Linked DNA regions of Homo sapiens: region 2 is linked to region 1. Evidence: chromatin loops called from intact Hi-C (ENCODE). Cell type or tissue: dorsolateral prefrontal cortex. All regions are shown on one strand.

What was found. Hi-C counts contacts between places; a loop is a spot of excess contacts. Peaks named below come from ENCODE experiments on the same cell type or tissue, not always from the same donor. Only the 100,000 strongest peaks of a DNase experiment are listed, where the experiment ranks them.
Region 2: it touches region 1 in a loop (8-fold over the local background); 1 of 110 quality-filtered maps calls a loop at or near these places.

What each region holds. Positions count from the first base shown.
Region 1 is chr14:104,422,294-104,426,293 of GRCh38, reverse strand. No RefSeq gene overlaps it. Among named protein-coding and RNA genes, the nearest start is that of C14orf180, 160 kb to the left of the region's middle. RefSeq lists enhancers at 191-810, 811-1,430. In dorsolateral prefrontal cortex, no CTCF peak of the experiment used is centred here; a DNase peak (open chromatin) is centred at 1,503; H3K4me3 peaks cover 537 bases; H3K27ac peaks cover 468 bases.
Region 2 is chr14:104,348,119-104,352,118 of GRCh38, reverse strand. No RefSeq gene overlaps it. Among named protein-coding and RNA genes, the nearest start is that of LINC02691, 130 kb to the right of the region's middle. In dorsolateral prefrontal cortex, a CTCF peak has its summit at 1,510; DNase peaks (open chromatin) are centred at 1,478 and 1,938; H3K27ac peaks cover 973 bases.

The sequences.
Region 1 (4,000 bases):
TCTTGGAATAATGCAGGAGCCAGCACCCGGATGTGAGACACGGGGCAGCGAGTCCAGCTAAGCAAAGCCTGCCCCCAGCCCAGGGAAACTGAGTTGACGAATGTGGTGCTGTCCAAGGCCTTGCCTTGTGGTGAGCTGTTACCCAGCAGCAGGAGACAAGAGCATTCGCCTTTGTCCTTTCTCCCACCCAGGCAAGGGCACGCAAGTGACACACGTGCAGGTGCACACACACAAACGTGTGTACTTGTTCGCACATGCAACACACACAGATGCATACATGTGCACTCACACGTTCTGACGTACACACAGGCCATGCATGCCTGTGCATACACATACATGCACTCACACACACGCACACGTGTACAGACCCACATGTGCATACAGAAGCCCCCTACCCAAACTCTGAGCCGAAACACATGTGCCAACACACAGAGCCCCCATGCAGAGACCTCACACACAAACCCACTCAGAAATAAATGCTCAGGAACATCCTTGCCGCCAGGTGAGAACACTGAGGCCCAGGGCAGGTGACTCTGGGGCAGAATCATGAAGGTTGGGGCAGTGGGGGCAGGGCCAGTCCTGGCACCTGCGTGAGGTCCTCTTCTCCGCCCCTTCCCAGGTCGTGTCCCTGATTCATCCTGGCCCAGAGTAGAGCTCAGCAACTGTAAATTGGTTCCTGGGGAGGGCCGGGGATGTCCGGGGGGGCTTCATCTCCTATCTTCCCCGCAGGTCCTGGTCACTTACTTGTCTGTGGCTGCAGGACGAGTGCCCTGACCACAGCCCCTGGGCACAGGAGAGGTCGTGGGCCCCATACGTGCCCTCTTCCCCACTAGGCCAAAGAGGCCCCGCTCACAGTCCTGGAAACACAGACCAAGACCCTCCCGGTGCTGCAGGGTGTCCTGCCCTGGGCAGGGTGAACTTCGGCCGCCGCCATCCCCTGCACCAAGAGGCTTTTGTTCCGAAGGTGTCTGTGCTTTGGACGTGTGGCTCAGGGGCCTTGGGTGGCCCCCCCATGGTATGTTCTCAACGGTAGAATCTTATCTGGGAAATGGGTGTGGGAGGCGGTGCTAGGGAGGGCTCCTAGGGGATGCCCAGGGAGTGGGGGGCTTCAGCCTGCAACTGGGAAAGACTGGGCGGGAAGCACTGTTGGGTGGGGGGTGGGGTTCAGGCAGGGGCAGGCAGCAGGGCAGGGTCCGGCAAGGGGTATTGGGGCAGGTGGGCTGGACCCAAGCTAAGGTGCCCCAAGGGCAGAGCCAGTGGGGAACAGGCAGCGTGCCGCCCCCACCCTCGGAGTGGCCTTCCAGCGCCTCGCTCCAGTGAGGAGGAAAATGAGAGCCAGCACCTCCCTCTGCTCCACGTGCCCTGGGCGCTTCTCGTGGGGGAGGAGCACATCCAGCTGTGGCGCCCCCAGCTCCTCCCCTCCCTCCACCAGCTGTGGGTCAGAGAGAGTCAACCCACGTGCTCTGTAATCGCCTGCCTGGAGCTCTTCAATCTTTAAACAGCACTTTCTGGAGCTGAGCTCCATCAGCAAACGCTCTCCAAGTGGGGGCGGTGACTGTGACAGACAGAAGCCAAGTGGGACCCTGCGGTCCGGGGCGGCACAGCCCCACCTGGCCATTTGCCCATACTGTGCATCTGTGTGCCCAGCCTCCTCTCACCCAGCTGCCCTTCCAGGCTGGGCTCCAGGCTACAGCCCAGGGGGCTTCGTGGATGCCAGCTGCCCGTCCCTCCCCTGCCAAGAGCTTTCAGGGGCTCCCACGCCTGCTGCTGCAGACGCCTCCCCCGCCACCCATGCAGCCTCCCGTCTGTGGCCTCAGATGCCCCTCAGCTCCTGAGATGCTCCTGGAAGCACTAGGTCCTAGAGGAAGAGCCCTCGATCCACCGGTTCCCCTACTGCCCCCGCTGCCCGCCAGCATCTCTGCTCAGCCAGGACTTCCTTGAACCTCTCCTTCGGGTTGTCCTTTGGACACCCCCCCCAGCAGGATTCTTCCCCGAACCCCTCCTTCCATCCCACTGCCCTGGGCTTCTCTGCACATGGCTTGGGGGGCCGGACTGTCTCCCTAGTGGGGATACATCCTGACCCGCCCCGCCAAGCCTAAGTCACCCCTAGTTTTCTGGGGCTGAGGGCTTCTGGGGCTAGAACTGGGACAGTCCTGGGCAGCTAGGACAGCAAGGAATGGGCAGGTCCAGGCTGCCCCCGCCAAACCCTCTCCTGGATGGGAGCCTAGGATGGGCAGTCCAAACCTGTCCTTGGGTGTCCGGGTGATGGCACCAGGCCACGCCTGGGGAGCAGGTGCAGTCCCCAGCCAGCGGGACTGGCAGGAGAGCCGCTGGGCCCAGCTGGAGGGCAGCCTGGGGCCCAAGGAGCCTCCTGGGGGAGGTGACAGGTGACCAAGCCCATAAGTAGTGGGGTAACGGGGGCCTGGAGTTGGCAGTGTCGGGGAGGGACAAAGACAGGCCAGAGCAGCTTCTCTAAGGAGTGGGGGTTGGGGTCCTGGGGACTTTCTGGCAGGCTTCGTGTTAACAGACTGGAAAGCAGAGGCCCTCCAAGGAGGCCCTTCACCTGCCGTGGGGAGAACAGGCAGCGGGAGGGGCCTGTCTCCATATTTCCACATGGGAGGATTCCCGCTTTATGGGCTGAGGAAAGAACTTGCTGGAGGGGGAAACCCACTTTCACCACCCGGGCGCTGGGGAGGCGTCCCCCCAGCCGAGTGAGCTCCCAGCCGCATCCTGACACACCTGGGCACCCTTCACCTGGCCCCCACACCAGCCCGTGCTCAGGCCCCACCAGCCTCCTCCCCAAACCTGCCGTAATCCCCGGCACCCACCCCAGGGAGTGATGCCATCCCCTCGCTGGGCCAGACCCTGGGGAGGGGCTCTGGGCAGGAGGGTCTGGCAGAGCCCTCAGCCTGCCCCTCCCAGGCCTCTGAGAACGTGGAGACAGAGACCAGCCATGAGATCTAAACAGGGGCGCCTCCCGGGACTGCTCCCGGCCTCTGCACTGGTTAACATCCCTGGGCCTTCGCTGTAGGAATGGCCGGAGGGCTGGGGTCAGAGGGGCAGGGTTCCAGCCTAGAGGCCAGAGCATTCCCTGGGGTTCCCGAAAGCTGTAAACCAGGGTCAAAGCCGTCCTAGGTTTCTGCAGGTCCAGCCGGGGACTGAATGTGGAGAAAAATTCAGCCCCATTCTGAGACCCTCCCCCTTGTTCCCCCTCAGGGAGCTGTGCAGACGCCGGCTTAGGACCAGCCTCCTCGGCTGCTTGTGGGAGGGCAGGGCTGATGCGGGGGCTGCTGGGTCCATTCACGGCCCTGCATCCCTTCAGGCAGAGGGACACACGTCCAGACGGACACACACCCACCATACCCCACACTGTCCAGCGCAGAGCCTCTTGACCCATGACACCCCAAATTCCGTATTTTGTGGGGTGAGATGATGTGGCTTTGCCAGTGAGATGCGTGTAACTCAGTCCCACAACAGCTGAACAGCCCCCATCACAGTCACTGAGCCGCGTCCCGGGCTCAGATACCACACACCCCACACCACAGAGCGGGGCGCTGGGTGCGCAGTCCGGCTCCGCTGCCCGGGAAGCGCGGCAGGCCCGCTGCCGGTCCCCACACCTCACCTCGCACCACACAAGGCAAGTTTGTCTCAGAATAGAGGCGGATCTTCCCATCTGCCTTTTAACAGACCTTCAGAGCTGGCAAGCCTGTCACTTGCTCGAGCCAAACACGGCGAGTTCATTCACTCCATAAAATTTTATGGAGTTCCTCACACGGTCCTTGAGCAGGGACTCAGAGGACACAGTCTCCAGTCCTCCCGCCCTGGCCCTCCTGGAAGCGAAGCCCTTCCTGCCTCCTCCTCACACGTGGGCCTTTCTGCTCCATCAGAGGCGCTGGCTTCCCGCTCCCACCAGCTATTAGCAGTTAGGTGATCTTACTAGGCTCTGATGAGCATCTTGACAGCACTACACCCTTATTGCCCCAAAGCGCTGGAGGTTTCT
Region 2 (4,000 bases), 74 kb after region 1:
CATCGCTAATCATCAGAGAAATGTGTTATGTTGGTGCAAAAGTAATTGCAGATTTTGCAATGGAAAGTAATGGAAAACCGTAATTACTTTTGCACCAACCTGACACATTTAAAACCACAATGGGATACCGCCTCACACCTGTTAGAATGGCTGTTGTCAAAAAGACAAAAAATAGCAGTGTTGAGGTTGTGGAGAAAAGGAAACCTTGCAACCTTGCATGCTGCTGGTGGGAATAAGTACTGCCATCGTGGCAAACAGTATGAAGCTTCCTCAGAAAGCTAAAACTAGAACTACTGTATGACCCAGTAATCTCACAGCTGGGTATGTAGCCAAAGGAAATGATATCAGCATATCAAAGGGATATCTGCACCCCCATGCTTATTGCAACACCATTCACAACAGCCAAGAAATGGAGTCAACCTAAGTGTCCATCAGTGGATGAATGGGTAAAGAAAATGAGGTCCATATACACAATGGAGTACTATTCAGCCATAAAAAAGGAAAAGATACTGCCATTTGCAACAACATGGATGAATCCAGAAGACATCATACCAAGTGAAATGATCCAGACACAGAAAGAAAAATACTGCATGTATTTGTAGAATCTTTAAAAGGTGAATACATAGAATCAGAAAGAGAAACGGTGGTTACCAGGGGCAGGAGTGGGTATGGGGGGATGTTGATCAAAGGGTATAAAATTGCAGTTATGTGGGATGAATTAGTCTAGAGCTCTAATGTACAGCATGAGGACTGTAGTCAGTACTATATTATATGCTGGAAATTTGCTGAGAATAGATTTCAGGTGCTCTCATTTAAAAAAGGTAACTTTGTGGAGTGATGACTCTGTTAATTGGCTTGACTATAGTAATCATTTCACTATGTGTATGTTCAAATGTTGTATATCTTAAATATATACAATGAAATATATAGTAGTCATTTCACTATGTGTATGTTCAAATGTTGTATATCTTAAATACATACAATTTTATTTTAAAAATGTTAATAAGGAAAAGTTCACCATGGGTCATTGGTTTGGGGACAAGATGATGGGAGGCAGCATGGGGAATCATTGGTGAGGGCTCTAAGGGTGAGGGTGGCGAGGACATTACTGGAGGCTGGAGGAAAGGGCCCCTGTTACATGGTGACAGTAATGGAAAGTTTGACCTGCAAAAGAGAAAGGGCAGCTCACCCACCGGTGGATCTGACAGGGGACCCTTCCAGGCAGCCAGCTTTGCCTGTGATAAAATACAAAGAGAGAGGGGGTCAGCTTAAGGAACAGTTAAATTCTTAGCAGAAGTTAGAGTGAACATAAAAGACCCAGGACTTGCTCAGTTCAAAAACAAAACTGTGTCACCCTCAAGCTCTCCCAACGAAGATTCTCAGTACAAACAATGATCTCGGGGCAGAAATGTGTGGCTGCAAGCCAGCGCAGCTGGAAGCGCTCTTGTCCAGACCTCAGAGAGAAGGAAGGGGGTGGCTCACTGCCCTCTCAGCTAAACAAAAGAGCCTTTAAACATCTTCAGGGGGTGCCCCACCGATGCTCCCAGCCAGTCAATGAGGCTTCCAGGCATGTTTGGGTGCTGTTCCATAGCCGGCTGCCCAGGGTGAAGATAGGCCAGCCTCAGCAGGCAATGCCAGGGCAGCTTTGATCCAATCCAGCTGATTTTTAGTTGGTCTGGAAGAACCTCTCAAACCTTTTAACAAAATTGTACCAGTGGTGTTCTCTATCTTCCTAAGGTAGGAGGAAGGCCGAGCTGAGGACCTACCTGTGAACAGGGACAGCTCATATGGAAGAGAAAGAGTGACTCAGAGGATGATGCCAGGAGCCCAGAAGGCACAATCTTCTTCACCCAGGGGCCCCCAGAACAGTTGACATCTGGGTGGGTCATTGCAGTCACACTCCTTCTGCATCACATCAGGGCGCAGGAGCTGGCAACATGCCAGGGTGGATTTCAGGATCGCCATGGAATGACTGTGATGTACTCCTGCTTTCTGCTCTGTTGAATGGGTGTTCATTCTGGTGGTCCCCAGAGTCTCACCACCAGAATCTAGGTGGGTGGAAGGGCCCCATGGCTCGTATCTGGGTTGCAGTTCTTCAGATCAGAACAACTGTGTTGGAGGACCCAGGACCCCATGTGCACTGGAGTTCATTAGCCCAGAGGGTCCTGGACCTCCAGCCAAAGCCAAACAGATGAGACAAACGGGGGTCTCCAGTGGGGCTGGGTGCACGTTGCGAGGGCCTTCAGTGAGATTCAGTGTGTGTTGCATTTGAAAGGAGTATCAACAGTTGTAGCCACAGGGCAGACTGTGGTAGATTAAAGATGGATAGAAATTCTTTGTTCTCATTGAGAAATGAAGTCGAATCTGCTGCTACCTTGGATCTGCCCTGGTCTTAGTGACTTGCTTGACCTACAGAATGCAGCAGGCATGACATGCCAGGACCTCTAGACTAAGTCCTGTGAAGTCTGGCAGCTTCTGCCTCACTCACTGGAATGCTTGCTCCAGGAGACCAGCAGTCATGTAAATTCAGCCAACCTGAGATGTACCTGCTGTAAGAAGCCCAAGCCATGCAGAGAGGCCCTGGGGGATGAGACAGTGTGTGGAGGAGAGAGAGAAACAGAGGCACTGGGGCTCCAAACATGGGAGTGAAGAAGGCATTTCGGAAGTAGAGTCTCCAGCCTCAGTCACCCCCGCTGACACCAACTGAATGAGAGATGAATCACTCAGCCAAGCCTTTTCCAAATTCTTGGCCCATCAAAATAAAATAGCTGTTTTAAGCCACTAAGTTTTGGAGTCATTTGTTCACACCAATAGATAACAGAGTAGGGACCATTAGCAGAGAAAGCAGGACCGGGGCCATAGAACAGTTAACATCTGGGTAGACCACTGCAGTCACACATCTTTCTGCATCATATCCCTATGCAGTCCCTTCCCATACAGAATCTGAGATTGGCCACATGACTTGGCTTATCCAATGAGACAATAGCAAATGTGACATAGGCATGATGGGGCCTGACTTCTTTCTGCTCTCAGACCCCTGTGAACACATATGGAGGAGACAGGACCAGCCTGCTGGATGATGAGAGACACGTTGCCCAGAAGCCCTATCACCTCAGCCAACAGTCTGCTGGCTACCAGGCGTGTGAGTGAAGCCACCCTGGACCTTCTGGCTCGCAGCTGACCTGCTAGCTGACCATAGGTGCATGAGTGAGCCCAGCTGAGGTCAGTTGACCAGACCAGAGGAGAACCACCCACAGAACCGTGCACAACATGAATGGTTGCTGTAAGCTGCTAGATTGTCGGTGATGTCTTGCACAGCAAAGGAAAACTGATGGTGCATTTCATGGTATATTAATTATATATTAATAATTTTTTAAAAAGTGAATAAAGAGACTGTCTCTCTGCCAAGACTTACATTCTTGTCACTAGGTTTTCAAGTCAAGGTAAGCAGAGCCTGAGGTTGTGTGCTACCCACAACCTGCCTTTAGGGAAGAGAACCCCTAGGACTCAGTTGGTGGCAGTTGTACAACCAATGGGTTGGTGGGATGTACAACCAATTCATTCGTTTGTTTACTCAACAAATATGCTAAAGAGGGAAGAGGGATATAAACAGTAGCAGATTAGATGCAGTCAAAGACAGACTTACTAAATTAGACAAGAGAACTGAAGAAATTACACAGAATGCGTCTTAGAGAGAAAAGAGGTAGAAAATACAAAAGAGATATTAAGAGACACAGAGAATAGTTTGGGACGTGTTAATTGACCTATCTTCAAATTCACCGGTGCTTACTTTGGATGTGTCAGTCCTCTGATGAGCCATTTATCATTTCTGTCATAATTGTTTGTTTGTTAAAATTTCTAGTATATCTTTTTGATTCTTACTAAGAGTTTCCATCTCTCTACTTAGGTTAATCATCTGTTTCTGCTTGTTGTCTTTTTCCATTAGAGCCCTTTGCATATTAATTATAGTTATATCTACCTTCCTTGTCTAATGATTGAA